Regions from separate parts of the Homo sapiens genome. Here region 1 is linked to region 2. A link is a loop called in an ENCODE intact Hi-C map of the cell type or tissue named here. Cell type or tissue: ascending aorta. All regions are shown on one strand. Each heading gives the region's core, and the rest is flanking DNA. Links, peaks and the distances in the headings are about the cores only.

Region 1 (16,293 bases), core at 4,938-12,937, 92 kb before region 2:
ATTTTTTAAGAATATATCCTAGAAATATATGCAGAAATGTTTTGCCCAAAAATCTGCTTGCAGCAGCTTTTTATTTATTTTCCCTCTTTTTAAAAAAAAATACTGGTGTATGAAAATCAATCTCCAACCATGTGCTCCTTACTGCTCCATCCTTAGTACTAGCATAATGCCTGATATATACAGGTGGTCAAAAGGTATTTGTGAGTTTAAAGGAAGGATATGTTCATACAAAGGAATATTCTATAACCATATTTTTGAAATGTATATTTAAAGATATAGAAAAATGCTCAATAAAATATTAAAAATGGAGTACACACGATTGTATATCTGGAAGACTCTGTGTGTATGTTGTATAAACTCTGGATGATAGGATTACAGGCGATTTTCTACATTTTCTGTGTACTCTTCCTCAGTCATTCAGTACATATTTATTCATATGTGTGATAGGCACTGAGAATGTTTCTTAACAGGAAGACCACATAAACTTTCCCTCATGGAGTTTATAAGAGCAGAGGTTGAATAAATAATTACAAGTGCATCATTTACTTTAGTAAACTTATGTTACTTTTTATATTCTAGAAGGAAAACCTGTATGATGATTTTAAAGCATTGATGATTGTTTGTAATTTCTAAGACATTCTTTTAGGACAAGAAAGGGATGATTTTAAGAAAACTCCAAATCTCATACAGTATGAATTACCTTTCCAATGGAAAGAAAAATGTTTAGGTTTCCCATCTGTTGGATGGTTAATAATGACATAACAGTAAATACATCCAGATTTTTTCACCCCAAATAGCATTTTCTTAAAGGAAACTGAATAGGATATGTTGGTGAGGTGGAGGTAAGAGTTGTGAGAAGCTTTAGAAAAGCATAATTAAGCCTTCAAATGAACTGGCTGCGGTTGGAGGAATGAGAATGTTGATCAGCATTAATATAAAAATACATGTTTTTCGCTTTTTCCATGTACTCGTAGGGTTTCAAGTATTTGGAAAACCAAGAACATCAATAACAAAACCCACCCTGTAGCTTGAGTGTGACCCTAAAAGCTGCTTTTAACCAGGATGAGTGATGGAAAATTTTATCCTTAGCCCTGGTTTTGGGGGGTGTGTTTTGTTTTGTTTTGAAGAAAACCCTGAGTAAATCAAAAGGGCTACAGAGATGTGTTTGGGTAACTTAACCACGCTTAATGACTAGGAAGGCACTCTTCTAAACAGTCTGACCTGTGTTTCCACTGTTGCTTATCCATTTATCAACTGGAGCCTTTATGCACAGCCATGTGGGTTCCTCTGGCCTTTTATCTGACTCCTAAGTGGAAACAGTCTCCATGCATCTTGCTTCAGTTGAAGGGCATCTTGCTTCAGTTGAAGGGTGGCTCTATGGTCTGTTGCCACTCTGGCCTCGAGGGAAGGATGCATTTGTGAGCTCTGTGTTGCATTAGTAGGATCCCTTGCCCTCTTTCCTGTCTGTCTCCTTCTGCAAATTAGGAATGCATCTTCTAAGTCAAAGATCTTAGAAGGAATAAATAACAAGCAGCAAAGAATGATATCACTTCTCACAGAGGGTACACTGTGTAAGGGTGTCTCCTTTGTGGACTGATTCGAGTGGCTCCCTCCCAAACGAAGGCTCACCCTTGTCTGCTTTTTGGTATGGCTAATGGTTATGTTGAATGTAATGTGTTCAAAACCAACCTGAGACTTTCTCTCATTTGAAAAGTTCAGATCTTAGGAACAGTATGTGAAATGTGATCATTGAACATCACTTTCCATCAGTGCTGATACATTTCGGAATTCTCTTTCACTTGTGAGGTGGATTCCTGCTTCATGTTTCCAGGTGGAACTATAGTGTTTACCTATTCTCTTCCACTGATCTAGCACCTCCTTCTCCCCAACAGTGTTTTTAATGTTCTAGGAGATCTTCATCTCAGAATTGCCTTCATGTTGTGGTTAAGTGTCTTTCCTTTCTACTTTATTTTATTCTCCTTAGTGTCTGTACTTGATTTGTAGATTAAGCCCATGTTGCACTCTCTGATTATGTAGAGGGTAGCAGAAATTCTTCTGCTTCTAGCTGTGTTGAACCTTGATCTGATAGCTGACTATACAGCCTAAATTAAGGAGCCTTGGACTGTCTAATCTCATGGTCAGTGCACTCCCTCCGGATATCTTTTCCCCAGTAGGACCATGTGTCTCCTCTGTCTGGATTTTTTTTTTAAATCAGAGCAGCGTTTTGCTTTTCTGAGATGGAGCTGGGCTGCAGTGAGGGCAGGGTCACCTTCCCACTGCCCTCTGGTTGTCTGAGGGGTCAAAGGTAAATGTTTTGGTGCCCACTTATTACTGGAAGAGAAAAGGTGGCAGACACAATTAAAATCAATCACTGAAACCAAAGTTATTTTAAACATTGCTTCTATCTTCTGTCTATAAAAATTATGACTATGCTTGACAAAGTTACTGCCAAAAGTTGGGGCCTGGAACTTAGACTGTTTATGCAAGTTCATGATTGTTTTGATTTTGATTTTCCTAGGGAAAATCTTTGTAAACAGTTAAGTTCTCAGAAGCACCCATACAGTAATAAACATAAACACAGTTTGCACTGAAATCAATCCTGCAGTAACCCAAATGTAACCCTTTCTACCGGAAGTGAAGCAGATGAATGAATAGACCCATCAGTTCTGCCCAGAATGGAGGTGAAGAAATCAGGAAGCTCAGATCTGTCCCAGTCTCAGCACTTGACATGCTCTTTGTTGCTGTGAGCACAGAAGTTGTTTAATGCTCCTGGTTTTCAGCTGTGGAGGAGCCACACTACCAGTTAATTGCTTTGCAGCTTATGCTCTGAAGACTCCTGAGAATATTGGACATAAATTGCTTTTGAGCTCTCTGTGTAAATACAAAGCATTTGTATCCTAAGTGTACAGGAGTCGTGATCCATCCTCAAAGATGTAAACAGCCAATCTCAGTTTGACAGCACTGTTTTGGTCAAGCCAGAGCTCCCTTTGAGAAAATCTTGCTGTTGTCTGTTCTGGAAAGAGGCAGGAATATGTCTCCAAAACTCCATAGTAGCCATGAGAAGAATTGAGACTATAGGTGCCAATTAGTAAATTAGCATACATTGTGAAAAGGTGAAGGAAGTCATCGCATCAAATCTTGGTTAAAAGGACATTTTTCCCACACTGAGTATGTCAAAATGTAGAGCACAACATCAGTCAGATGTAAAGAATTCTTGTACAGGTGACTTTTATTTCCTTCTTAGGCCAGAATGGGCTTTTCTGCATTTTGGATTATGATGATGACACTAATAGCTAGCACTTACTGCATGCCAATCTTCAAGGGATTTACACATATTCTATCAATGGAGGCTCACCATAGCCCTAGGTGGCAGTCACTGTCATCCTCCCCATTTTACAAATGAGTAAGTCAGGGTACAGAGAGATGAGGTAACTTGCCAACAGTCAAGCAGCTGCCAAATGACAGAGCTATATATGGATTCCCACAGTCTGGCTGAGCAGAGGTTTCCATTTTTTTTTGACCTCTGTCAGGTTCTGTTGCATCTTGATTACACAGGCAAAACATTTATTACAACAAATGCTGTTTTCTAGGAAGAGAATGGAGACTACACATATGTGGAAAGAGTGAAGATACCCTTGGATCATGGGACCTTGTTAATCATGGAAGGAGCGACACAAGCTGACTGGCAGGTGAGGATCTGCAAGTAATATGAATCTGCTTTCATGTGGAGGCAGTTTCCTGACTCTGAGGACTATTTCTAAGTAGACATGGTGAAAAGCAAGCTGCTTTTACAACGAGCAAGAGGGAATGAGCTGACATTCTTTCCAAGGAGTTTTGCTACTACTGACAATCCAGGTGGACACTAGTGTGTCCGGTAGAACTTTCTGTGATGATGAAAGTGTTCAGTATCTGTGCTGCCTATTGTAGTAGTCACTAGCCACATATGACTGACTTCTTAAAATGTGGCTTGCATGCTATAAAGAACTGAGTTTTTAATTTAATTTTAATTAACTTAAATTTAAATAGCTTCAGGGTAGCTAGTGACTATCTTATTGGAATACACAGCTCTGCAGCTAGGCCATGCCATTTTTAGGCCAGATCATTTCTAAGGTGCACATGTTAATGTCAAAACACTTACCATAAGAATGGAATCTCATGCCTCTCTTTGGTCTCATCCATTTATATGTTTTATGAGATTTGGGAAATGGCAGGTGTCTGAGAGGAACAGCAACAATTAGAAAAGATGAAAATATCTCACTTCAGAGGTGCTGGCATAGCACAGTGGGGCTGGGGATGGAAATTTGTTTCAAAGAAGGGACCTTTCTCCACAAGACTTCAAAGAGCTTACTACTCATTTAAGGGGGATGAGATGGAAATATTTCTGCATTCTCATGAATAAGTTTTAAGTCGCTTTGAACTAAAAGTGTGTATGTGTGTATTTATGTCAGAGTTATGTGTATTTCCATTTAGCATCGAGTGCCCAAAGAATACCACTCTAGAGAACCGAGAGTGAACCTGACCTTTCGGACAGTCTATCCAGACCCTCGAGGGGCACCCTGGTGACGTCAGAGCTTTGAGAGAGAAGCTTCACTGAAACGGAGCAAACCTTCCACTGAGAAGCCACTTCAAGAGGCTGGTGCTGCTAGATCTCATGATGTGGCTGTTGGGAAGATGGTGGGGTTTGTTTGCCAGCTTGGAGTCCTATTAAATGAAAGCCAGCAACTCATGTTGGTAATAGGTCTACTGTGGGAACAGTTATCCCTAACCACAGCTCAAAATCGCTATCATCTTTAGGCAAATTAAAATCTATGTGGCAGTGCTCATGGATGATTTTGTTCTAAGCAGTTTTCCTCCTGCCCTCCCCCGCCCCCCACACGCCCCGCCTTCATTTGAAGAAATATCAATGGACTTGTGCCTCTGGGGAAAAGAAAATCTCACGTGTTTGTTCCTTGTGACTTCAGTGAAGTGGAGATATAAATATGCGTCAGGGACTCTGGAGCCTTCCGTAGGCAGACAGCTGCTGAAACCCAAACAGAGGTGGTTTCATCTTGGCTTGCATACTATTGTAATGGAAAGCTACATATTCAGGGAACACTGTAACTGAGTCTTCCTGCAACACACTCAAGACAGGTTACAGGCCTCCAAATAAAGAGTGGTGGCAGTATGCTCTCGTCTAGCCACCTTCAAGTAGTCACCTGTAATACAAGAGAAAACTGTCCCCTTAAAGGGAGGAATCACTGAATGATGTCACGGGAAGTAGCAGGCTGAAATTGAGGCTGAAGAGCAGCAGAAGGCCTGCTCATGACAGCTGTTCCACATAGATTATTTTCCCCTCGGGAATCACTTGAGTCATCTAGACCCAAGTCAGATAGAAGTGGGAGCAGCCCTGCAGGGAATGCACTCAATTGCCTAATAGTTCTCGTCACCTTGTGTTTCAGTAGCCCTATGACTAACGCTCTCTTCTGACTCAATGTTTTCTTACATACAAGGTCCCAAGGTACAAGGGTTAGTCTGTGATGTCACTGAGGTTCCCAAAACAAAACAGAGTGGCTGCCCATTGTTGCATCATAAAACCACGTGTCTTCTTGACCTCTTGACTCAGGAGCCGTGTACCAGATTCATTCCAAACCAAGATACAGAAAACCTGAGAGAAAGGAAATGAATTTAAATGGATGAAAATAGGGCGGGAGAGTTAGAGTTTCTCTGTCTGCCAGTGGGGGAAAGGTACAGTGCCTTCTTGCTTTTTATCCTGTTTCCATTCCAGGCTGTAAGATTGATGCTGTCCATGATCATAGGAAAATGCCAAAGGCTGGGCATGCTCTGACTCGGCACTCAGATGGAGCACCATGCCTGGCCAGGCTGTTCTCTGACAAGCTCTCTGGCTCCTGGCATTGTAGTCCCCCTGCCCTTTTAAAAAACAAAAAACAAACAAACAAAAAATGAGCACGGCTTGTTTCTCTAAGAAATATGAAATACTTTCTAAAATTTGAGCACCACACCAAGCTTTCCTGTGAGGGAGGTTCAAATCACCATAGGAATAAAATAAAGCCTCTTTTCAATGCTTAGCTGTTCTCCTATTAATGCAAATAATACCTGGCCAGGTGATACAGCCAGCTTTGGTGATCAGTTTGATGCATGACACTAGGAAATTTATCTTCCATTCCTTACTAATGAAAGAACTGGCAGATGGTTCCAAGTCTTCCAGCGTCCCTCTTTCTTAATGGAGGGTCATGATCTCCCCGTGTGGCAGCTGTGCATTTGATCTCTTCACTTGTCACACCCATGTCTTCCAGGGAAACATTTCTACTCTACAGCAGATGGAGTGGGCCACCACCTGGGTTTCTTGGTCTGAGAGCAGCAAATCTTCAGTTTTGTTTTTCTTGCTGTCACTCCAGATACCACATGCCAGAACTGCCCTTTTCTTTACCATTAAGATAATGTCCCTTCTGAAATGGCAAGTAGGTACTTGCCATAGAGTAAAACTACAGGGTGTAGGCATGGACAGGAATTCCAGACCATGGCAAAGGGCAGTGTGCCTCAGTGACTGCAGCAGCCTGTTGCTTTGTTTTGCTGGTGCTAGATCTGAACTAGGAATTAGAGGTGAAGCTGTTTTTGCTTACATCGCGTGTAAAGCTGAGGAAGCAAATATAACAGCGGTAGCATGAAGAAAAACAGGTTTCGGTTTTGTTTTTGCTGCCCTTCTTCTGAGCTTCAGCAGGCACTGTCCTAGGAGCTTTTATACATAATCCCTTATCCTTCCCACAGCGCTGCAAGAGAGAGGTCCTATTCCCATTGTAGAGGCTAGGAAACTGATCTCCAAGACGTTAGGTAAGTTAACAGGGCTTGTAGTGGCAGAACCAGATTGCAGACTGCAGGCTAGTTTCTCGGCCTGTTTGGTTTCCCTTTGCCATGCTGAATGTAGGCGAAATGGTCTGCTGAGCACTCCCGGGAGCCTGAGCCTCAGGGCTGGCTCCTGTGGAGCTGGTCACAGCTGACCACAGGCCACCTGTTTGTTCCCTGACTTTCCTGTTCATCAGGGCAGGCATCTGCATCTCATCTTTCCTTAATCAGCATCAGCATCCTCTAGCCAGAAACTGCTGGTGACTGGACTAGCAGTTGCCCATTTCATTGGGGAAGCTCCTTTTGAGGGGACAGAATCCAACTTCTGGTGAGTTAGACAAATTCTCAGCCAACTTTCCTTGATTTTCTGGCAAGTGTTTCCTGACCATATCCACCTTCAGAGATATGAAACTTTTAGAGACAGATAAGTTTTCCCCGGTGGTCCTTTCTCACCTCATTCTTACCTGTGAATACACTTGGGGACCCTGAATGACACCCAAACTCATAGCAGGCTTTTTCACAATACTTACCAACACCATTACTCCAGTCAGCAGCCCAAAGAAACATCAGGCTCCACACTAAAAATGTCTTCTTTATAACAGGCAACTTGCTTCAAACATGGGTTGGAACACACACTTAGCACCAGATTGCATCCCCAGTGTTGAAATCAGGATCCACATTGATCCATCATTAACCCACTAGCTCGGGTGGCATTGACAATTCCTGATAAGTTTGAGTCACAGCTAATAAACCTGCCCTTTCCTTGTGGCACCCACTCTCTGCCTCTGTGGCTGATGTGATCCTGCCCTAGTGCGTGGCAGGTCTGTCTGGACACAGTCACTATAGAGCCGTCTCCTGAATTGTGTCATTGCAATGCTGAAAGAGTTAAGTAGGCCCTGCAGTGCGCTGAATGCTCCAGTTGGAGGGTTTCAGAGAAAGTCTTGACAAACGACGGGTTCCTGCCCTGCTGGGAATATTTCTTCTTTGAGTTCTGGCAGCTATTACTTGGCTGCAGAATATCTAAGACCCACTTTGCCTTTTCTGGTCATAAACACTTGTAGTGTTGAATCTTAAGTCTTGATTATTTTTTTTAATGGTGGCTTTGGTAAAGCTGAATGTTTCCATAGTGATGCATTCTGTTTATTTAAAACTTTACTTATACATGATTCCACCCACACGCTCTCCTCAGAGGGACCTGGTCTACAACTGCCCTCTTTCCCAACCCCATTTTCTGTTTGGAAGGAACACGCATGTGAGACCCTTGTCAGACTGGTGCTGCTTGAATCCATTCTTAGATGTGATTCCTGCATCTGGGTGTCAATAGGGAAATGACTTCAGTGTTTATTTACTACAGTGACTAATGGTGCCTTTTCCAGCTGGTCTAAAGCTGATGTGCCTCCATTTATAAAAGCCTTCCCCAGCCTGTGAATAGAGCCCCATGTTGGGCTGAGCTGTCTGTTAGTGTTTAAGCTGGAGCGGGAAGAGGAGGCAGTGTCAGAGCACAGTGGAGGAAAACAGGATAAATTAGGCTGTAGCTTCGTAGCCAGCACTACCAAGAAGGCTGTTTTCTCAAATGAGCCTGCTTGGAGCTGGCAGAGGCCTGTGTGTACGACGCTGTTAGGATGATTTCTGTGCCATCACTCCCCCTCATAGGAGCAGTGATGTCACGCTCTCTCAGCACAAGGACAGTCCCTATTCTCATGTGGCCTCCAGGAATGTGGACACGCCTTCACTGCTCTGGCTGAGCCCACTGACTTTTAGCTCTGGATGCAAATTCTGGTATCTGAAAGGGAAGGAAAGGGGAAAGTGGGGAGGGAGCTTACAGAGTAACTACTCCCTTGGGACCACAGCATCCATAATCTGATTTATTCCTAAAAGAAATCCTATGGCTGTTTTTGTTTTTTCTAAACACCTGAGGAAACTGAAGTACCCAGAGGATTTATCAGATCTGGGATCTGGTGTCCGCAGTGGTCTGGGAGAGACAGCCCTGGAGGGCTAGCCCAGCCGTGCCTGCTGCTGTGGCCTGTGGGACCTCCCGTCCCCCAGCCCTGGCCCTGGGGCCGGCAGCCTGGGTGGTAGGAGCGCTGCAGCCAGAGCCTCCTGTGCCTTTTTCTGGGAGCCCCAGCGGGAGCTCACCACTGGCCAGGTAGTGGGAGGAGGCGGTGGGCGCCTGAGGGCCTTGTGACCGTGTTGTGAGGTGCTGCTCCCCGCAGGAAGGACGGGGGCAGGCGAGTGGGACAGGGACCTGGAGGCCGGAGGCCGGAGGCCGGGAACCCAGTGCTAGCCCCGCAGCCTCCAGGCTATGTGTGGCCAAACCCGTTCCTGCGGCACAAGAGGCGGAGCCAGAAGGGCCACCTCGCAGGAAGGCACCCAGGCCCCTCGCACCCTGGGAGGCCAGCTGGGTCATCGCTGCCTGAGTCTGAGCCACCTGCCTGGGGGTTCGGTCAGGACACCAGCCTCGCCACCAGTCCGCACTTGGAGGATGGCCACGGGGCCCCCTAGGGGTGAACCCACCAAAGGCGGATTCTGCAATCAGGGCTCCTGCAGGCCTGGAGAATGTGGAATAGCTGGAGGAAGGATTCCATGGGGCCGTTCAAATGGGCAGAACTTAGGAAAGTCAGAGAGAGGAGGGGAGCCCCACAGAAGTGTCTCCTTCGGGTTGTTTCCTGGAATGTTTCCTCTGAAAACATGTCAAGGGACTAGCCACCAGTTTCTTCCCAGCTTTCTCTCTCTTTCTCTCAGACTTTCAGCCTCCATTCACCTGGAGTGAGAGGGAAAGGAGGACAGCTGGCCTGAAGGTAAAAATCAAGAGGGGAGGCATGAATGTGTGGCTTCTTGCTCCCCTAGCCTGCCCAGCTGTGCCCTCCTCCAGGCTTCTCTGCTGGGAGGAGGGGTGCAGAGAGGAGAGCTGGTGAACTCCCGTGCACATACTGCCCTTTGACTCCCTAAAGCCCTGTGGGGTGTCGGTAGGGGACTACTTGAGAGTAGTCCCTATCAAATGCTTAGGCCAGTGTTCTTTCTGCCACTCTGAGAGGCCTGGTGACAAGAGGGAACATGGGAAACAAGCAGCCCCAGAAGGTCACGGTGCCTACTGGGACAGCCCTCCAAGGAGTGGTATTGATCGTCTCCACGCTGCACCAGCCAGGTGGCTGGATATGTGGCAAGGATCCCTGCTGCAGCTTGAGGTAGCGTCGTCCTCCTGAATCTAGTGCCAGCTGAGCTCTGCACCAACCGATGAGGGGAATTAGCTGGACAATTTCAGACAAGACTGGCCCCGTTCGCTTTTGCAAGGGGGTACATGCTCCCTCTTACGGTCACAGTACTGCCTGCAAGGGTAGAACTGGGGAGCAGCTCTGACACCCCACCCCTACCCTAGCCTCCACATCTGCCGGAATGACTGTCTGAGCCCTGTGGGGAGAGGTGGAAGGAGCCTAGGCTTCAGTCAGGTGGACCCAGGGTTGAATCCCAGCTCTGCCCTTTCTAGCTGAGTCACCTCAGACCAGTCAGCCTCCAAGCCTGTTTCCTCCACCGTGAAATGGACTCAGAAGCAGCCCCCTCTTGGCGGTCCTGTGAGGCTTGAGACCATGCATATAGTGCCTGACAGTAACCCACTTAGTAATATGATTTTTTAAGTGCACCATTTCACATGCCCTGCTAACCCCAACCTTAATCCTTATGCTGGGTGGGCGGTCCTTCTGTGGCTGACGGATGGCCCTGTGACCCTGCCTTTCCCCTTGGCAGGCTCCCCTGGTGCCCTCGTGTCTGTTGCAGTCAGCAAGGGTTGGGGAGTGGGGTTGGGCAGAGGCTTTCTGGAGAATGGCCAAAATGAAAATTGTGTGCGAGTGGAGCTGATCATATTAAGATCCAGCTGCACTTAAGTCCCCCTCTGGAAGTTCTTTAGGCCAAACTGAAGAGAGCTCCCAGATGCCAAAGTGGCCTTGCGTTGATGCTCTGCTCACTCTCGGCGGCCCCACCACATGCTCCCCAGGTAATTGGTTTCCTAATGCACTATCCCTGGACAGATTCCAGGATTCCAGTGCCTTGTCCCCTTGGGGTCAGTTCTTGACGTTTCCTAGCCTGGCAAGGGTCGCCGACCAGGCTCAGATGCACCCCCACAGGACTGTATTGTTTTCTCGTTCTTGCAGGCCACTTTCAAACTCTGTACAGAACGCCTTGGCCTGCAAGAGTAAACAAGATTACCAGGCTGGAATTCTGTTCAAGACCAGGGCTTTTATATCCAGAGATTGTGGGTCAGATGCGGTGAGGGATACGTGAAAGGAAGACACAGTGCCTTCCATTACAGATAGAAGTAAACCCATGTGGCTTCTATTTTCCTTGGCAAAATTAGTTTTTTCTCCTTACTACAAAAGAGGTTTGTGTTCTTTGCAAGAAATTAAAAAGAAAGATAAAAAGAGAAAGCGTTTGTAACTTCACAAGCTAGACATGGCAACTCTTTACATTGGTGTGTGTGTGTTTGTGTAAGACAGGGTCTCACTCTTTTGCCCAGGTTGGAGGGCAGTGGTGCAATCATGGCTCACTGCAGCCTTGACCTCCCCGGGCTCAGGTGATCCTCCAACCTCAGCCTCCTGAGTAGCTGGGACTACAGGTGCACCCCACCACACCTGGCTAATTTCAGAATTTGTTGTAGACGGTCTTGCCATGTAGCCCAGCCTGGTCTGGAACTCCTGGGCTCAAGCGATCCGCCCCCCATCGGCCTCCCAGAGTGCTGGGACTACAGGCGTGAGCCACTGAGCCCGGCCAGCTTTTCACAATTTGCAGTATATATATTTTTTCTACACATTTATGTGCTTTTTAAAAGAAAAAATTACCATCTTACTGAACTAATAGTTTTGGGGCCTTTTTCTACTTAGGTACATTGGTGCCTGCCATTAATTCTTGTTCTATGACATCATCTTGAGTGGCTGCATAGTGTTATATACAGTTGTATTGTTATTTAACCAGTTCCTTTGTGTTGGATTTAGATGGTGGTTGGTGTTGATGCTGTTTTTGATATTAGTAACCCTTTTGTTGGTTTTGGAAATCACGAGAATGGAGGGAGGGAGGTAGGGAGCCCATTCGGGCTTTGACTTCATTCAGACTTCAATTCAAATAATAAAAAGAGCAGGTAACACTTTTGAAAAGCTGCAATATGTACTAGGCACTGCATTCATTGCTTTACATATAATCAGTGCCTGATTTATGAATCCTCACAGCAGCCCATAGACTAGGCACTATTTTTATCTCCATTTTACAGTTAAACGGAGGCACAGCTCTTCCACTGGTGTGGCTGGGTGCAGTCCTGTAGCTAAACCTTTGAGTACATCTCTGATTGTTTCTTAGAATAAATTCCTAAAAGTGGGGTCGCTGGCCCAGATCCGGAAGGCTATGCATATTTTAAGGCTTTGAATACATAATGGAAATGGCTTTCCAGAAAGAGTACACCAATTTATCCACCTGCCAGTGGTGTTTGAGCAGATCTGAGAAACTCCTGCCCTGCTTGAGCACTGACTGTGTGCTGGGCCCTATGCTTAGTCTTTTATACCATTTCCCTCCTCAGAGAAGAAGCTGTCCTGTGCCTGGCACAGAGTAAGCAAGAACTCAGGACATCTCAGCCAGTATGGGTGGTGGTATTATACTGTGTGTAATTTGTTGAGAAAACAAGACACACACTTGGAAAACATCAATAATAAGGTGAAAGTGGAACAAGGGGTCCTGATGATGAGTCTTAGAGCTGGCAGAATATGAGGTGGTGGCCAGGGAAGTCTGCCTGTTGGAGGAGGCACTTGGAGAATGGGCAGGAGCACCCTGTTAAGTGACAGCTGAAAGGCTGATGAGCAGGGAGGGACCCCTTGGTAGCTTATGTTGAGCTGGAGGGGAGACGGTGGGGGAGGAAGATGGGCCCACATCAGGCGTAGGAGCTGGCTTGGGCAGAGGTGAGAAGACCTGGGAGAGAGACTGCAGGAGTCCAAGTTTGAGGCTGCACATGTGGCCTGGGGGACACCTCTAGGAATGGTGAAAAGAAAAGATGTCGGATTTTCTAGTGCTGGTAACACCCCTTCTTCCCATGAGTGCTGAAACAACAGAAAAACAGACACAGGACTCAGCTACGAGGTCAGCATATCAAGGTTATTACTGATAAGGCCGGGAGACCTTGGCTTACCTCCATGACCACAGTCAGACTTCTTGATATGCCTTCACCCTATCAAGGCCTCAGGGTACCCCATCCGAGGAAACAGTCTGTGCTGCAGGCCCGGTCTCTGCCAGCCGCCAGGAGGATCGCTGCCTCCCTTGGTGAGCCTGCGAGTGGGGAGCGGAGGAGGTGGGCCTCCAGGTGTGCTTCTCAAAGGTGGATGCTGGCCCTTCCCCATGGAGGACGCAGGAGCTGGGCAGCGGGCACTCTCTGTAGACAAGCAGCTCAGAGTGGCCAGGAAAGGGCCAGATTCCCTATGCCCCCAGCTCAGCTCCTTCTCCCAAGCTGCTTATAAGTCATTCCTCCGCTCTCGGGAAAGAGAGTTAGGGAGGCTGGGAAAAGGATGGAAGCTGCCTTTCCGATATTCTTCCCTCTTGGGAATGGAGCGTTCCTCTCCTCATTGCAACACAAGGTAGGAGAGGCAGCCACTGCCCCCATGCTGGCTGTTGCTCATCCCAGCCCAATCCAAGATGCTTCAGAGGAAAGACTGCCAGCAACCAGCCAGGCAGGATGGTGCTGTGGTGGCAATTTTAGTCCAGTAGACCTGGTTCTAGTTCCAGCTCCTCCACTGACTGCTACATGGCCTTTGGCAAATTCTTAGCCTGAGTTTCCCCATCTTCTATAAAACAGAGTTGTTCAATTGAGAGAGACAAAATGTATCCGTCTCAGTACCGGCAGCTATTCTTATGAAATAGTGTGTGAATGCGAAGGAAAGAGCTTGTGTGGCCTTGATTTTTGTTGTTGTTTTTTGCTTTTGTTTTGAGACAGGGTCTTCCTTTGTTACCCAGGCTGGAGTCATTGGCACAGTCATGGCTCACTGCAGCCTTAATCTCCTAAGCTCAAATGATCCTCCTACCTCAGCCTCCTAAGTAGCTGGGACTATAGGCACATGCCATCATGCGCAGCTAATTTTTAACATTTATTTATTTATTTATTTTACTTTATTTTGAGATGGAGTTTCACTCTTTTGCCCAGACTGGAGTGAAGTGGCACGATCTTGGCCCACTGTAAACTCTGCCCCTGGGTTCAAGCAATTCTCCTCCCTCAGCGTCTTGAGTAGCTGGGATTACAGGCACCTGCCACCACGCCCGGCTCATTTTTGTATTTTTAGTAGAGATGGGGTTTCGCCATGTTGGCCAGGCTGGTCTAGAACTCCTGACCTCAGGTGATCCACCCACCTTGGCTTCCCAAAATGCTAGGATTACAGGCATGAGCCACCATGCCCGACCGCTAATTTTTAAATTTTTTGTAGAGATGAGGTCTTGCTACATGGCTCAGGCTGGTTTCAAACTCCTGGCCTCAAGTGATCCTCCCTCCTCAGGCCTCCCAGAGTGCTGGGATTACAGGTGTGAACCACCGTACCTGGCCTCTTGTGTGGGCTTTGGGCAGGTCTTACAGCCATGGAGCAACGTCTGTGTAGACGTGTTGAGAGCAAGGACTTGGGGAAAGGGAGGACCCAGCCTGACCAAGAGAGACTGAGGAGGAGGGTGGAAGGGAGGGCAGAGAGGGACCTCAATCTGAGCCATTCTGACTGTTGGTGGGAAGAGGAAACGCAGAGAAAGCAACAGAGAAGGAGCAGCCCTGAGAGGAAGGCACTCCCGAGAGTGTCTGTCCCAGCAGTCAGAGGCAGGGCCGGATTCCCACCTGGCCCCCAGCCCCTGTGAAGCCCTGGATTCTTCCCCTCTAGCCTGGGGTAAGGCCTGGCAAGGTGGTTAGTGTCCAGAAAGACAGTAAGAAACCTGGCCTGTGTCCTGGCATAGAACACTCTGGATCTTTGTCCTGCCTCTGGCTCCTGGGAAAAGCCTCTTCCTGCCCTTGGTCTCAGTTTTCCCATCTGTAAAATGTAGGGGTTGAGCCATGATATGGTTTGAATATTTGTCCCCTCCAGATCTCATGTTGAAATGTGACTCCCAGTGTTGGACCGGGCCTGGTGGGAGGTGTTTGGATCATGGGGGTGGATCCCTCATGAATGGCTTGGTGCCCTCCCCATGGTAATGAGTGAGTTCTTGCTCTGTTATTTCACGCTAGAACTGGTTAATTAAAACAGCCAGGTATCGCTCTTGCTCCCTCTGTCACTGTGTGATATATGCCTGATCCTGCTTCACTTTCTACCATGAATAAAAGCTTCCTGAGGCTTCACCAGAGCCAAGCAGATGCTAGTGCTGTGCTTGTACAGCCTGCGGAATTGTATACAGAACCTCTTTTCTGTACACATTACTCAGTCTCAGGTAGTCCTTTATAGCTATGCAAAATGGACTAATACAAACCAACTTAAAAATTGTTTTTAGCTCCTTTGACCACAACCCATGGTAAAAAAGAAAAAAAGTTTTCACACACACACACACATGCACACACGCACACACACTAAAACTAAAGCTTCATGAAACAATACTGTATGTACTGTATGGCATATGTTTACTCTGATGTTTTGTGTTCCATTGTATATTGTTTAAAAATGCTGACCATGGCCCCCAAACTGATTGTACAGCCCGTTGATGAGCCACACTCCGTGGTCTGAAAACACTGACCCAGCTCATCTAGAAGGTTCCTTCCTGCTCTGGCAGGCTGTAGTTCTGTTCCATTTCCTGTGGCCTTACGACCCCATCAGCCAAGTCTTTGTGGTTTTCTTCTTTGTACTCTTCTAACAGTGATTTCCAATCTCAGACTCTGCACTGAAGGCATGGTCATGAGCCCAGCTGCTGGAGGTGTACCCCCCACGCCCCTGTCTGAGCAGCGTGAGGCCTTCGAAGCCGCCTGCTGGGGCGTCATGAGTGGGGAGGGGCCTTCATGCCTTCTGCCATCATCACAGAGTAGGTTTGGGTGTCATCCACACTCCCCTCCATGCCCCACCGCAAGACTCTACTGCATCAGTCTATTCCCTGGAAAAATGGTTGGGATTTAGAGTCTGGCTGCCAGTTAGAATTCTAGACCCTTCCCAGGCCCAGCTAGCTCCCTCTTCACCCTCTCCCTCTGCCCACTGAACCCCTCCCTGGGCAGGTCCAGGGGTCACCACTGTGGGAGGTGCTGATGGGTGAAAAGAGCTTTGGCAGCAGATTGACCTGGGTTTGCATCCCAGTGCCACTTCTGCCTGGCTGTGTGGCCTTGGGAAAGTTCCCTGACATCTCTGAGCCTCTTTCCTTGAACAAAGCTTGGAGATAGTCGTACTGCTCTGGGAAGATACATTTAAGGGTGAGATGATAGGCACAAAGTGCTTTTTGTTGGTGCCTGGCAAGAGTTAGGTGCTCAGGAAAAATTCATGCCTT
Region 2 (16,293 bases), core at 3,864-11,863:
ATAGAGACAGTAAGCATAGTGGTTAAGAAGATGGCTTGGGACCGGCTGTATGACCGCGAAGCATAGTCTTTCTATATATGAACTGTGTCAACCTGGGCAAGTTATTTTGCCTCTTTGGGCCTCAGGTTCCTCTTCACTGCAGCGATGATAACACCTGTCTCATAGATTTGCCACTTTAAACAATCTGAGGCACCTAGTGACATGTGCTGAACACCTACCAAGGGCCAGGCACTGCCTGAGCACATCACCTGCATCAGGTAATGTCATCTCCTGACAACTCTCAGAAGTAGGTGTTTGTATTAAACCCTGTTTACAGATAAGAAAACTGAGGTCCAAGGTCATATCACTGGTAAATGTCAGAGCCTGTGATCCCAGCACTTTGGGAGGCCAAGGTGTGCAGATCATCTGAGGCCAGGAGTTTGAGACCAGCCTGGGCAACATGGCGAGACCCTGTCTCTACTGAAAATACAAAAAATTAGCCAGGCATGGTGGCATGTAAATGTGGTCCCAGCTACCCGGGACGCTGAGGTGGGAGAATCACTTGAGTCTGGGAGGTCGAGGGTGCAGTGAGCTGTGATCATGGCACTGCATTCCAGCCTGGGTGACAGCGGGAGACCCTGTCTCAAAACAAACAAACAAAATTTAATACAATGCCTAGTGCTCCATAAATGGAAGCTACCATTATTGAACAGGATAGGAGCGATTGCGGTATCAGGGTTCCCAGGCCTTTGCTTCTCCCAGCTGCTAAAAAGGATTTGTTGTGACTCAGTTTCTCCCCTTCTCTACCCACACAGGAGGGTTCTACTGTTGCCAGGTCAGTTCCTTGGGCCTAGCCTAGGATTTGTAGAAGGATTAGCAGAGTTGGAAGAGAAATGCCAGAGAGCACAGAGTCTGAAACAAAACTGGGGAGAAGAAAAAGCTGCATATAAAAAGTGCTCAGGGCCGGGCGCAGTGGCTCACGCCCATAATCCCAACACTTTGAGAGGCCAAGATAGGAGGATGGCTTGAACCCAGGAGTTTGAGACCAGCCTCGGCGACATAGTGAGACCCTGTCTCTACTAAAAATAAAAAATTTGCTGGGCATGGTGGTGTGCACCTGTGGTCCCAGCTACTTGGGAGGCTGAGTCAGGAGGATCGCTTGAGCCCAGGAGGTTGAAGCTGCAGTGAGCCGTGATCGCACCACTGCACTCTAGCCTGGGTGACAGGGCAGGACCCTGTCTCAAGTAAGTAAATAAATAAAATAATATCAAATAGAATGAGAACCAATTGTGCATCTTGGAATCAAAGGACTCTGGCTGCCCATAGAAAAGGCTTCCTTGTTACTCTGAATGGACAAGTTGCCATCCCAAGCCCCAGTCCTCTTCTTACTCTGCTTCTCCTGGGGATAAAGTCTTCTCTCTTATTAATGATGGTAAATGTGAGACCAGAGATGCCTGCTCAAAACAACTGCTTGGTGTTGGAAGAACTAGGCTAAGAGGACTGACATCTAAATGAGAGATAAAAACGTCACCTCTCAGCTGTGTGCAATGGCTCATGCCTGTAATCCCAGCATTTTGGGAGGCCAAGGTGGGGGGATCACCTGAGGTCAGGAGTTTGAGACCAGCCTGACCAACATGGAGAAACCCCGTCTCTACTAAAAATACAAAATTAGCCAGGCATGGTGGCACATGCCTGTAATCCCAGCTACTCGGGAGGCTGAGGCAGGAGAATTGCTTGAATCTGGGAGGCGGAGGTTGCAGTGAGCCGAGATCGCACCATTGCACTCCAGCCTGGTGACAAGAGCGAAACTCTGTCTCAAAAAAAAATCGTCTCCTTCATATAGGCAACAAATATTTACTGAACACTTACTATGTACAGGCATTACTCTAGGTGCTGGAGATAGAGGGACAAATATCCCTGAAATAAAGTGGGCATATGGTCCAAGTTAATGCAGGTTTTTCAGAGGGGACTTATATGACTGGCAAAACTTGAATTGACCCCTCTCATGCCCAAGTGGATAACATGGAAGAAAAAAATCTCCCCTCTCTCTTGAGCTCTTTCTGCTAAGTGGTTTTGCTATGTTCACATTTTCCCACTGGCAGTGCCCTGAAGTCTCCAATCCCAGGTAGTCAAAACTCTGAAATGGAATTGTACATGGTCTGGTGCTGATAGCTAGAAGCAACTGATTTACTTCGTTCTCCAAACTCAAAACCCTTTCCTGGGCCTCCTGAGAAGTTGTCTGGTCTGGAAAATGGCAAAGAAAATTGAGAAATGGAAGCAGGAGCAACAAGTGTGTATAACTGAGTCGGGTCTTGCTGATGTGAGAGCTAGGATTGAGGAATTTGCACTCTATTTTAGCAAGAATTTGTAAACATCTTGTAAGTTACCCCTATACTTAGTCAGTGAGGGTGACTCAAGTTAGGCAAATTGCATGATGGAAAAGCTGGGACATAAAAGTCCAAATAAGTTAAAATATTGCATTGCATTTAGAGCCTGTAACCTGGGGCGCTTCCAATATTTCCAGCCTTTGGAAAAGATTTCACCATGAGCCAGAAACCCAAGAGCGTACATCTGTCTCTCCTCGCCCCACTGGGAGTTTAGTTCCTAAGGGTGTCTCAGATCTGTGTATGTCTCCCATCTCCCCTGCTACCTGTTCAGTCCATGCTACCTTCATTTCCCACCTGGACATCTGCTCAACAGGTACATCCTCCCTGACCTCCACCTCCCAACCCCCAGCCAGTGAGGCCAGAAACCCCCATGGCTGGCTCCAGTACTTCTCCCCAGCACTCATCGTGGTCCTAGCTATGGATTTATTAGTGAGCTTGTTTAAGTAATGGTTGCCTTCCCCATTTCATTATAATGTCCTTAAGTGGAGGGACTGCGTCTGTTTTTGCTGATCATTCTGTCCCCTGCACTTAGCACAAAGCATGGAAGAAGGAGTTTGAAACATATTTTGGCCAATGCTTTGTAAACACGTCCACATAAGTTAGACCTATTCTGACACTTACTCGGTCTCCCTATCCTGATCTGTGAGAGGTGCTCAATAAATATTTGTTCAGTGAATGAATAAATGAATAAAGGTGTTATAAACCTCAAAAAGAGATCAGTAATTTTTGCACATATGCAGTCAGTTTTTCTCCTCCCCAACCAAAAAAATGCTGAAGTGTTTCAAGACTGTCCATCTGAAAGAACATACTGGTCTGTTCAGAGCTCACATATGGGTGGTGGAGACCCTGATAAACCCTGGGTGTGTGTTTGAGTATGTGTGGGGGCGTGTGTGTGTGTGTATGGTTGAGAAGTTAAAAGAACATTCCCTGGTGAGAGGAAAAAGAGGAAGAGAGGATTCTGTTCAATTACCTATCAAAATACAAATACATCCAACCTAGAGCCTTATTTGAAGTATTTGTGCAATGAATACTTGCTCCAATACTGCTAAGTATTTGTGTAATGAGTACATATGTGAGGGAATCATTACTCATGTGCTGATGCTAGGAGGGATGTGGGAGGAAAGAGAAGAACCTCCCTTCTAGCCTTTTTTCTGTCCGTCCTGCCAAAGTCTTCTCCTGGATGATCCTCTGGACTCCTTCAAGGAGGTGATGGCCCAGGAAGTGGTCTGCTGTGGTCAGTGGGGCTAGTGTTTGGCTCTCAATAGAGGTTCCCATTTATGCCCACTTTGTGCTCAGTCTTCCAGAAAGACCTGATGCTGGCTAGGTATGGAGAAACAGGCTCTCTTATATACTCTTCTTGGGAATATCAATTTGATTAACTTTTTTTTTTTTTTGAGATAGAGTTTCGCTCTTTTTGCCCAGGCGGGAATGCAATGGCACGATCTCAGCTCACTGCAACCTCCGCCTCCCGTGTTCAAGCAATTCTCCTGCCTCAGCCTCCTGAGTAGCTGGGATTACAGGTGCCCGCCACCATGTCCAGCAAATTTTTGTATTTTTCGTAGAAACGGGGTTTCACCATGTTGGCCAGGCTGGTCTTGAACTCCTGACCTCAGGTGATCCACCTGCCTCTGCCACCCAACGTGCTGGGATTATAGGTGTGAGCCACTGTACCCAGCCTTGATTAACTTTTTTCAGGGCAATTTAGCAATATCTGTCAAACATTTAAAGACATATACCCTTCATAGTGCCAAATTATCTTCCAAGAATCTATCTCATGGATATACTTGAAGTTGTGTGCAGAGATAGACATATAAAGATGTTCATTGCAGTGTTTTTTATGCTAGCAAAAAAGTCAGAACAATTAAAGTCCAACAATAAGGAAACGGCCTAATACATTGTGGTCCCTCCATGTGGTGAAATGTTATGAAAGCTGTAAGGTGGCTCTTTCCATATTACAGTCCCTTGATTTTCTTCCTAACTCAACAACGTTCCTTCTTGGTGTCCTTTACTGGGTTAACCTCCTCTCAACAACAAAGAATAATCTGGTCCTAAATATCAATAGTGCCAAGGGTGAGAAACCCTGGGCTAGCCCAGTGCCGGGAGCATGGTAAATACTCATTAAATCTGTGATATATGAACAGGGTCTAGCACATGGCAGGTGCTCAAGAAATAATGGTTACATGACTGAAGGAAAGAGAATGAGGTAGGTCTATATATGCATATAAAGAAAGAAGTCCAAGATACACTGAAAAAGCAAAGTGCAAAACAGCGTGTATATTATCATACTTTTGGGCTAAAAATAGGCATAAATGGATCTGCTTATCTATGCATAGGAAACTTATGTATGTAAAAGAACATAAGCAATTCTTTTTCCTTTTTTTTGGAGACAAGATCTTGCCCTGTCACCAGGCTGGAGCTGGAGTGCAGTGGCGCAATCTCGGCTCGCTGCAACCTCTGCCTCCTGGATTCAAGCGATTCTCCTGCCTCAGACTCCCAAGTAGCCTGGATTACAGGTGCCCACCACCATGCCTGGCTAATTTTTGTACTTTTAGTAGAGATGGGGGGTGGAGGGGGGCGCTTGCCATGTTGGCCAGGCTGGTCTCGAACCCCTGACCTCAGGTGATCCACCCGCCTCGGCCTCCCAAAGTGCTGGGATTACAGGCGCGAGCCACCACGCCTGGCCAAGCACGTCTTAATAATGGTTTTCTCTGTAAGACAGAATTTGGAGTGAAGGGTATGAAAATATATTACGTATTTCATAGGTTTTTGAGCTGTTTCATTTTATTTTGTGAGCATATAGTGATTCTACAACTCACCACCACCCTGCAAACCTAGTTTAATTCAAAAACAAAAACAAAAAAACAGGACTGCTTGGTCACCCTTGATTGCAGCAAGACTTGAATGTAAAAAGTAAAAAGTAGCATTTGGGGCTGTGCGGACAGAGGCTTCGGGGTTGGTAACAGACAGATGGGTTTTCACAGCCTGCAGAGGCGCCCTCCTGCCCCAGAAACCACCTGGGCTCTGAACTCATTTCTGTTGGTCTTCATCTCAAACTTGAGAAGAAGGCCTCATTGCCACCAATCGTGATGCTGAGGAAACTGAGGCCCAAAGCAGCACAGCGCCTTCCTGAAGGGGAAACAGCAGATAAGGGTTCTTTTTGTTTGGCCCCCAGGAGTGCTGCCAGCAGTGGGGTTGGGGGCAGGTGCCAGTTATATACCGCTGTGAAACATATATCCCCACACCGCATCTTACATCTTAAGACCACAAATGCTTACTTCACTTACTGCCTCACAGTTTCTGAAGGCCAGGGTTTCAAGAGTGGCTGAGCTGCTGATCCTGGCTCAGGGCTTCACAGGAGGCCCCTTGAGGTCCAGCTGCGGGCAGGGGCTGCTGTCATCTGAAAACTGGACTGGGCTTCCAGGCTCACTCTGTGGCCCTTGGCAGGCGGCGATGCCTCATCGGCTGTCAGCCAGAGACCTCAGTCCCTGCCATGTGGGCCATAGGCTGCCTGAGGGTCATCATGACATCGCAGCTGGCTTCCCCGAGAGCAATGAGCTGGCAGAGAGAGATAGCCAGAGAGAGAGAGAGAGAGAGAGAGAGAGAGAGAGAGAGAGAGAGAGGTGCCACTGTCTTTTATCACCTAATCTCAGAAGGGACATACCACCACTTCCACCATATTCTATTGGTCACACTGACCAACCTGGCACAGTGTGGGAGGGGCCTGCACAAGGGTATCACTACCAGGAGAGGGGATCGTAGGGTCCATCTTGGAGGATGGTGACCCTAGGGCAGCCCCTGGCAGGGCCTTACTCTGAAAGTCTGGACTCTACATTTGAGTGACCCTAGGAGTAGGAGGGGAGAAGGACCCACCAGATTGAGTCCTGCAGTACAGCAGAGGCACCGTGGAGAGACACCTGGTGAGAGAAAAAGGTATGGGCCTGGGCCTCTAAAGCGCTCTCCGAGCCTGGGCTCCTGCTCCAATCCCAAGAATCACAGACATCTCGTGGGCCTCAGCATCCTCAACCCAGGGCCAGTGGCGGCCTGACTGCCTTCCCCCTCCCCTCCTCCCGGGGATGTGATGATACACATGCAGGGGCACCCAGGAGCCAATGGCACTGTCAATCAGCTGCCATAATCACAGGCATGCACAAACTGCTCTGGGCAAATAATCTCACCAAGTTGGTGATGGAGTAGGTGCTCCATAAACACTCAGTGGCCAGCTAATGGCTTTTTTTCTGAGCACACGTGTTGAATGCTGACTACATACCAAGTCCTTTGGCAGGCATGATTCATGCATTATATCACTGCTTTCCACCCAAATACACTATAAGGTTGCAATACACCAGACAATAAATCTACTAATAAGATTAGCCCCATTTTAAGGATGGGAAACTGAGGCTGGGAGGGTTAAGCACGTTGCTCAAATCCTTACAGGACTTACACTCAGATTGGCCTGGCTGCAAAGCCTCTGCTCTTGCCTCTGACATTGCATTGCCTCCCACCCACTCTCCTCCAGTGGGAGACAGGGCCGTCTACCAGAGAGAAGAAATAGGAGCTTAGCATCGTGTAGGCATCATATAGACCTCTGAGTCCTTCCTGCTTCACTAAAGAGGCAGACAAGACGCCGGCCCAAGACAAGAAGCAACTTTACTCCTTGAGTGGGGAGCAGAACCCACACCAAAGCCTCCTAAGAGCCAGACTAGTGGTGTTTCGCTTCTACCCTAAAGCCCATCCTCAACCCAGCTCATGCAAAAATACTTCTCCAATAAGAATGCGGCTAGGTTTGTCTTAAACATTGGAGCTAATTCCCAGCAGGATGGTGTACTAGAAAGAGCCTGGGCTGCGTCATCAGATAGATCTGCATTCAAATCCTAGTCCTCTGACCTTGGACCAGTATTTAAGCTTTCTGAGCCTCAGTTTTCATATCTGTAAAATGGGGCAATCACACTAATTTCTAATTTAGTTGTGAGGAGTAAGCGAAACATAAGAAATGAAAATGCCTGGCATGTAGTAATAAATTATATTAATTTCTTTGTTTCCTTTAGTCATTTATGATCATATTGCAGAAGCTCCAATTCTTCCTCCAATAAAAATATTCTTCTTTGGGTTGAAAAAGGGACCCTTACTCTAGCCTGCTATTTTTTTCTCCTATGTGGCCCTAGCATCCCTAAACACTTCTTCCAACCAATGAAGACCTCCAAGCATTGATAGGGGCTTTCTTTTTTGTGCCTTGATAAAGCCAGGCCTGGAGCCCCCAGGAACATGAGACTTTGGTACCGGTGGCTCAATTTTAGCCAACTGCTACTCTGGTGGGCCAGTCAGGGACACAGATCCTGCAGCATTTCTGGAGTGGAAAAACCCCAGGTTGCCGGGTGGTGGCTGCTGCAGTATTGCTGGCCGGCTTAGTCACAGTGGGCAGGCCTGGGAGGTGGTTGGATTCCAGCAACGGAGGTCCCTTGGGAAGCATCTGCTTCTGTCCTAGCTGAGCTGGGGGAGGGGGAATGGGCGAGCAGATATTCTGGAGATGCTCAGCTAGACTACAACAGGATTGGAAAGGGTCCTAAATCCTCCCTGAGCTGCTCTGACCTGAGGTTTTTTTGGGGAAACAAGGCCCCTGTATCTTGATCACTCAAAAATAGGTGGTTTAATAGAACCAGAAAAAGATAGTATCTGTTCAGGTTGGGGGTCCAGCTCTGGGAAAAGGGTGGGTGGTCCTCAGGAATTGAAGGGTGGTTGGACCAAGCCTTGAAAGCCCTTTCCAATACCCCAAATACAGGACTTCATGATAGGGGACTTGCCAAGAAATCCAGCAGACAAGTATGTGGACTCCATAGGCAAAGCTGCTATGGCATTTCTTTGGGAGAAGCAGCCGAGTACCCAGGCCTGCGGTAGTTAACAGAAAGACCACTGGACATGGTGTCAGAGGTCCCACTGACCTTGGGATTTTGGGTAAACAACTTCCCTCTCAGAGCCTTAGTTTCTCTACTTATAAAATAGATCTCTTATAGAGACCCCTCCAGCACTGAGAATCTCTGATTCATTTCTGGAGTTTTTGCCTCATGTTTCATAATCTGAAGATCTGCCAATGAGCAAGTATTTATAGAGCCCTGTCAGGTGAGGTGGGAGAAACAAGTCACTTTGAAACCAGCCTCTGCCCTCCTAGAGCTCATCAAGGACATTCAGATACACACAGGCACACATATGGAAGCAGCCACCCAATACCCAATGGAAAGGACTTGTCTATGGGGGTCCAGAGGAAGGGACAGCAAGGTGGCCTGGGCTGTTCCAGGATGGCTTCCAGGAGGAGGTAGAATTTGAGCCAGGCCTTGCAAGATGAGCAGAGTTCACTAGGTTAGAAGAAGGGAGCAGGATGTCCCATGCAAGGCCTGGTGAAAAGTCAGGGCTCACACATACAGCTGTGTAGGTTGTGCACTGCACAACTCCAGGGGCACCAGGGGCATTCACATTGTGATCTCTGTGACTATACTCCCTGTGTACAACCTGCAAGGCCTTATGCAAAAGCCCTGAAAAAAGTGCTGGCATAGAGGAATGATGTCTGCCAGGTCTGCAGGAACAGGCAAGAGTAGCCCCTGGGTGGCCCATTTGTCCACCTGGCCTATGGGGGTTAGTGTTCTCCCAGGCTTGGGGGCAATCAGCTCTGTTCATTTCCTGAATGGCTCAAGTGTTCATGAGAAGAGTGCAGCCAGACATCAGGTTCAGATGTTTCCTCCAGTGCTTTCTGGGATCCTGGGCAACTGACATAACCTCTCTATGCCTCGGTTTACTCCTTGAAAGTGGGCATCATAAGAGCTCCTGCTGTACAGGGTTTTGGAGGACATTCAGGTGGATCATACATGTAAAGTAATTGTGTAACCCTGGGCTTGATCATTGATCCATGTTATGATGACTGACCCTGGGAGAGAGAGAGAGAGAGAAAGGCTGGGTGGAGTGGTTCCTGGAAGCTACTGGGCACTGGGAAGAGAGGGGTGGAAGTAAGCAGCTTGTCATTGGGCTGGAGATGAGCCATTGCCAAGCAGTAATGATTTTTCCATAAATCATAAATTTGGATGGCTCCCAGGAAACCAGCAGCGTCTCCTGGGAGAACTGTTTTAGGAAAAATGCTTTGTGAAGTACACAGGAGCCAGGGATCCAGGGGACTGGAGTTCTTTTCCTCACCCATCAGGGACCTTGAGCCACTCCCTGTATTTGGGCGTCTGTCTGTCCCCCAGCCCCAGTGGGGGAAGGAACTTCACAGTGGATAGACCCCTTGGCCACCTGGGCAGTACTTAAGGAGACCAAAGATGCAGATATCTGAGAGAGGGTGAGCTTCCCAGGGAGCATCACAACTCCAGGCAGACGACTCAGCCAGACTGAGATGTGAACTCACAGCAGGGAGGTCTATGCCAGCCGGTCTCGACCTCTGCCTGCTCTCACCAGCTGTGCAGACACAGAACTGATAGCAGGAGCCCCAACTCGCCCCAGCCCCACTCAGGCTTACCCTCCTGACCCATGAGTCTACAGGCAATATAGTTGGTGCTCAGTCAGGGCAGAAGTTTCTCCTGCAGACTTGGACACAGCCCAGGCTCAACTTCCTCTTCCCTTCACCTGGGCAGCCAGAGATTGAGAGACCTTGGCCTTGTGCCTGGTGGAGGGCAACAGCACCCTTGACCTTTCAGGGTCCATTCTAGATGGGTTTCTAGACTTGGGTCCAGGATGATAATAGTAATAATTACTCATTTTTAAAATAAAGTAGCTTTACTGAGATATAATTCACATATAAAATTCACCTTTTTCATGCCTGTAATCTCAGCACATTGGGAGGCCAAGGTAGGAGAATCACTTGAGGCTAGGAGTTTGAGACCAGCCTGGACAGCATACTAAGACCCCATTTCTTAAAAATAAAAGGAAATAAAACGAAAATTAAAAATTCACCCCTTAAAATATACAATTCAGCATTTTAAGGTATATTCACAAAATTGTGCAATTATCTAATTCCAAAACATTCTCATCACTCCAAAAAGAAATTTGATACCCATTAATTCTCCATTCCCCTCTCTGTTTCCAGCCCTTGGCAACCACTAATTCATTTTCTGTCTGTATGAATTTGACTCTTCTAGGCATATCATATGAATGAAGTAATACAATGTGTGGTCTTTTGTGGCTGGTTTTTCTCACTTAATGTATGTTTTCAAGGTTCATCCATGTTGGTGCATGAATCAGTACTCATTTTCCATTGTATGGATATATCACACTTTGTTTAATCATCCATCAGTCGATGGACTAAGTTGTTTCCACGTTGGGGCTATTATGAATAATATTGTTATGAACATATGTGTACAAGTGTTTGCCTGCACATATGTTTCAAATTCTGTTGCGTATATACCTAGCAGTGGAATTGTTGGGTCATATAGTAACTCTGTGTTTAACTTTTTAGAAGAACTGCCTGTTTTCCAAAGTGGCTGCATCATTTTACAATCCAACCAGCAGCGTATGAAGGTTCTGATTTTTCCACATCCTTGCCAACACTTGTTACTGTCTGTCATTTTTATTCTAGCCATCCTAGTGAGTATAAAGTAGTATCTAATTGTGGTTTTTGAGAACATTTTTCATGGGCTTGTTGGCACATTTGTATATATTATTTGGAAAAATCTCTATTCCAATCATTTGCCCATTTAAAAATTAGGTTATTTGTCTTGTTATTACTGAACTGTAAGATTTCTTTATATGTTCTAAATACTAGACCTTTATCAGATATATGATTTGCAAATCTTTTCTCCCTTTTGAAAGTTATCTTTTTACTTTCTTGATAGTGTCCCTTGAAGCACAGAAGTTTCTAGTGTTGATGAAGTTCAATTTAAATATATTTTTCTTTTGTAAATTGTACTTTCAGTGCCATATCTAAGAAACCATTACCTAATCCAAGCTCACGAAAATCTACTTCTATGTTTTTCTCTAAGAGCTTTATTGGTTTAACTCTTACATTTAGACCTCTGATCCATCTGGAGTTAATTTTTGCACATGGTATAAGGTAGGGGTCTAATTCCATCCTTTTGCATGTGGATATCCACTTGTCTCAGCATTATTTGTTGGAAAAAACTATTTTTGCCCCCACTGAATTATCTTGGCACCCTTGTTGAAAATCAATTGACCATAAATGTAAAGGTTTACAGCTGGACTTTCAATTTTATTCCACTGATCTGTATTTCTACCCTTATTCTAGTACCATATGGTCTTGATTACTGTTGCTTTGTAGTACATTTTGATCTTGTATCCTGCAACTTGTTGCATGTTTATTAGCTCGTATAGTTTGTGTATTTGTAGCTTCCTTAGGCTTTTCTATATATAAGATCATATCATCTACAAATAGAGATAGTTTTACTCCTTTTTTTTCCACAGCCTGGATGCCTTTTATTTCTTTTTCTTACTTGTCTTGACTAGACTATCCAGTACAATGTTGAATAGAAATGGTGAGAGCAGACATCCTTCTATTGTTCTTGATATTACAAGGAGAATTTTAAGTCTTTCACCATTAAGAATGATAAATGTGGATTTTTCATAGATGTCCTTTATTAGATTGAGGAAATCTATTCCTAGTGTCTTTGTGTGTTTTTATCATGAAAGAGTGTTGGATTCTGTCAAATGTTTTTCCCGTGCCTATGAAGATAATCACATGGTTTTTGTCCTTTATCCTATTAATATGGTACATTATATTGATTTTTTTTCTTTTTTAATTTCAATAGTTTTTGGGGGAACAGGTGGTATCTAGTTACATGGATAAGTTCTTTAGTGGTGATTTCTGAGATTTTGGTGCACCCATCACCCTAGCAGTGTACACTTTACCCATGCATAGTCTTTTATTCCTCACCCCCCTCCCACCATTTCCCCTGACTCCCCAAAGTCCATTGTATCATTCTTATGCCTTCATGTCCTCATAGCTTAGCTCCCACTTACAAATGAGAACATATAATGTTTGGTTTCTCATTCCTAAGTTACTTCACTTAGAATGATGGTTTCCAACTACATCTGGGTTGCTGCAAATGCCATTATTTCATTCCTTTTTATGGCTGAGTAGTATTCCATGGTGTGTGTATATGTATCACATTTTCTTTATCTAGTTGTTGGTTGATGGGCATTTAGGCTGGTTCCGTATTTTACGATTGTGAATTGTGCTGCTATAAACATGTGTGTGCAAGTGTCTTTTTCATATAATGACTTCTTTTCCTCCAGTAGTGGGATTGATGGATCAAATGGTAGCTCTAGTTTTAGTTCTTTAAGGAATCTCCATACTGTTTCCCATAGTGGTTGTACTAGCTTACATTCCCACCAGCAGTGTAATAGTGTTCCCTTTTCACCACATCCATGCCAACATCTATTATGTTTTGATTTTTTATTTATGGCCATTCTTGCAGGAGTTAGGCGGTATTGCATTGTGGTTTTGATTTGTATTTCCATGATAATTAGTGATGTTGAGCATTTTTCATGTTTGTTGGCCATTTGTATATCTTCTTTTGAGAATTGTCTATTCATGTCCTTTGTCCACTTTTTGATGGGATTATTTGTTCTTTTTCTTGCTGATTTGTTTGAGTTCCTTGTAGCTTCTGTATATTAGTTCCTTGTTGGATGTATAGTTTGCAAAAATTTTCTCCCCCTCTGTGGATTTCTGTTTACTCTGCTGATTATTTCTTTTGCTGTGTAGAAGCTTTTTAGTTTAATTAAGTCTCATCTATTTATCTTTGTTTTTGTTGCATTTACTTTTGGGTTCTTGGTCATGAACTCTTTGCCTAAGTCAGTGTCTAGAAGAGTTTTTCCAATGCTACCTTCTAGAATTTTTATGGTTTCAGGTCTTAGATTTAAGTCTTTGATCCACCTTGAGTTGATTTTTTTATAAGGTGACAGATGAGGATCCAGTTTCATTTGTCTACATGTGGCTTGCTGATGATCCCAGGACCATTTGTTGAATAGGGTGTCCCTTCCTCACCTTATGTTTTTGTTTGCTTTGTTGAAGATAATTTGCTGTAAGTATTTGGCTTTATTTCTGGGTTCTCTCTTCTGTTCCATTGGTTTATGTGCCTATTTTTATACCAGTACCATGCTGTGTTGGTGACTATAGCTTTATAGTATAGTTTGAAGTCAGGTAATGTGATGCCTTCAGATTTTTTTTTTTGCTTAGTTTTGCTGTAGCTATGAGGGCTCTTTTTTGGTTTCATATGAAGTTTAGGGTTGTTTTTTCTAGTTCTGTGAAGAATGATGGTGGTATTTTGATGGGAATTGCATTGAATTTGTAGACTGCTTTTGGCAGTATGGTCATTTTCACAATATTGATTCTACCCATCTGTGATCATGGAATGTGTTTCCATTTGTTTGTGTCATCTATGATTTCTTTCAGCAGTGTTTTGTAGTTTTCCTTGTGGTGGTCTTTTACCTCCTTGGTTACATATATTCATATGTATTTTATTTTTTTGCAGCTATGTAAAACAGGTTGAGTTCTTGATTTGATTCTCTGCTTGATTGCTGTTGGTATATAGCAGTGCTACCGATTTGTGTACATTGATTTTGTATCTTGAAACTTTACGGAATTCATTTATCAGATCTATGATCTTTTTGGATGAGTCTTTAGGGTTTTCTAGGCATACGATCATATCATTGGTGAATAGAGGCAGTTTGATTTCCTCTTTACTCATTTGAGTGCACTTTATTTCCTTTTCTTGTCTGATTGCTCTGGCTTACATTGATTGATTTTTGGATGTTAACACAATCTTGCGCTCCTGGAATAAATCCCACTTGGTTGTGGTGTTTTATCCTATTTTTATTTGTTGCTTCATTAAGTTTGCAAGTATTTTGTTGAGGATTTTTGTGTCTATATTCATACGAGGTATTGGTCTGTAGTTTTCTTGTGATCGCTTTGTCTGGCTATGATATCAGGGTAATTCAAGCCTTATGAAATGAGTTGAAAAGTGTTCCCTCCTTTTCTGTTTTTGGAAGAGTTTGTGTTGATTCTTCTTTAAATGTTTAGTAGAATTCACCAGTGAAGAATTTTGGGCCTATGCTTTTCTTTATGGGAAGTTTTCTGGTTACTAATTCAATCTCTTTATTTATTATAGGTCCATTCAGATTTTCTATTTCTTCTTCTTCTTTTTTTTTTTTTTTTTTTTTCGAGAAAGAGTCTCACTCTCGTTGGCCAGGCTGGAGTGCAGTGGCACCATCATGGCTCACTGCAGCTCACTGCAGACTTTCTGGGCTCAGGTGATCCTCCCACCTCAGCCTCCCAAGTAGCTGGGACTACAGGTGCACACCACCATGCTCAGCTACTTTTTTATACTTTTAGTAGAGGCAGAGTTTTGCCATGTTGCCTAGGCTTGTCTTGAACTCCCGGGCTCAAGCAATCCACCTGCCTCAGCCTCCTAAAGTGTTGCGATTATAGGCATGAGCCACCACACCCGACCTAGATCTTCTATTTCTTCTTGATTTAATTTGAGTAGTTTGTGTCTTTCTAGAAATTTTTCCATTTAAGTTATCTAATCTTTTGGCGTATGTGGTTTCTGGTATTCGCTTATGATCCTTTTTATTTCTGTATGATTGGTACTCATGTCCTCCTCTTTCATTTCTGATTTTTGTAACTCGAATTTTTTCTTTCTTTTTTCTTGGTCAGTCTAGCTAAAGGTTTGTCAATTCATTATCTTTTCAAAGAACCAACTTTTAGTTTTGTTGATTTTATCTGTTTTTTTTTTTCTATTCTCTATTTCTGCTGCAGTTTTTATTATTTCCTTCCTCTGGCTTGCTGTGGATGAAGTTTGGTTTTAATTTTCTAATTTCTGAAGGTGGAAAGTTAGGTTATTTATTTGAGAGCTTTCTTTTTTAAAAATATAAATGTTTATAGTTATAAATTTTCCTCTAAGTACTAATTTAGTGGTCTCTCATAAGTTTGGTATGTTGTGTTTTCACTTTTATTAATCTCAGATCATTTCTACTTTCCCCTGTAATTTATTATTTAATCCAGTGGTTATTGAAGAGTGTGTTGTTTAATTTCCACATATGTGTGGATTTCCTGAATTTTCTGTTGTTATTGTGATGGTTAACTCTGTGTGTCAATTTGACTGGGGCAATGGGTATACAGATTATACATTATTTCTCAGTGTGTCCGTGAGGGTGTCTCTGGATGAGATTAGCATTTGAATCAGTGGACTCAATAAAGTAGATTGTGCTCCCTAGTGTAGGTGGGCATCATCAGTCTACTGATGGTCTGAATAGAACAAAAAGCAGAGGAAGGAGGGATTCACTTTTTTGCTTCCTGCTTGTTTACTTGAGCTGGCACATCAGTTTCTCCTGCTCTTGGACTGGGATATACATCACTGGCTCCCTTGTTTTCCAGGCCTTTGGACTCAATCTGGAACTATACCTCCAGCTTTCCTGGGTCTCCAGCTTGCAGATGGCAGATTATGGGACTTCTCAGCCTCCATAATTGCATAAGCCAGCTCCTCATAATAAATCTTCTCCCATGTATATCTCTCTCTCTCTTTCTCTCTCTCTCTCTCTGTGTGTGTGTGTGTGTGTGTGTGTGTGTGTGTGTGTGTGTGTATACATCCTATTGCTTCTGTTTCTCTGGACAACCCTAACTAATACATTGATTTCCAATTTCATTCAATTGTGGTCAGAAAAAAATACTTTTAAATTTATTGAGACTTGTTTTATGGGCTGGCATATGGTCTATCCTGGAGAATGTTCCATGTGCACTTGAGAAGAATGTGTATTCTGCTGTTGTTGGATAGAGAGTTCTATAGATGTTCATTAGATCTAGTTGGTTTATATGTTGTCTAAATGTTCTATTCCATTGCTGGTGATCTGCCTGGTTGTTATATTCATTATTGAAAGTGAGGTATTAAAGTTTCTGTTATTATTGAATTGTCTATTTCTCCCTTCATTTCTGTTA

Evidence for each region. Hi-C counts contacts between places; a loop is a spot of excess contacts. Peaks named below come from ENCODE experiments on the same cell type or tissue, not always from the same donor. Only the 100,000 strongest peaks of a DNase experiment are listed, where the experiment ranks them.
Region 1: a loop joins it to region 2, with 4 times the contacts of the local background. A loop is called at or near these places in 2 of 110 quality-filtered maps.

The regions. Positions count from the first base shown.
Region 1 is chr11:43,915,448-43,931,740 of GRCh38, forward strand. It overlaps ALKBH3-AS1 (ALKBH3 antisense RNA 1), which reads right to left and starts at 5,497. Exons shown (of 6, transcript NR_038907.1): 1 at 5,427-5,497; 2 at 4,939-5,017; 3 at 4,139-4,215; 4 at 1,222-1,474. LOC124902663 (a long non-coding RNA gene) reads right to left here. Exons shown (of 3, transcript XR_007062657.1): 2 at 13,001-15,909; 3 at 11,604-12,911. It overlaps ALKBH3 (alkB homolog 3, alpha-ketoglutarate dependent dioxygenase), which reads left to right. Exons shown (of 10, transcript NM_139178.4): 9 at 3,591-3,689; 10 at 4,471-4,827. The coding sequence ends at 4,563. It also overlaps a transcript of ACCSL not described here. RefSeq lists enhancers at 4,779-5,978, 12,638-13,139. In ascending aorta, for the core only: a CTCF peak has its summit at 9,348 (motif pointing left); DNase peaks (open chromatin) are centred at 5,474, 7,734, 8,134, 8,484 and 3 weaker places; H3K4me3 peaks cover 2,112 bases; H3K27ac peaks cover 7,291 bases.
Region 2 is chr11:44,008,544-44,024,836 of GRCh38, forward strand. It overlaps a transcript of ACCSL not described here. Among named protein-coding and RNA genes, the nearest start is that of ACCSL, 31 kb to the right of the region's middle. RefSeq lists an enhancer at 5,732-6,231. In ascending aorta, for the core only: no CTCF peak of the experiment used is centred there; DNase peaks (open chromatin) are centred at 6,348, 7,798, 8,778, 9,438 and 1 weaker place; H3K27ac peaks cover 7,597 bases.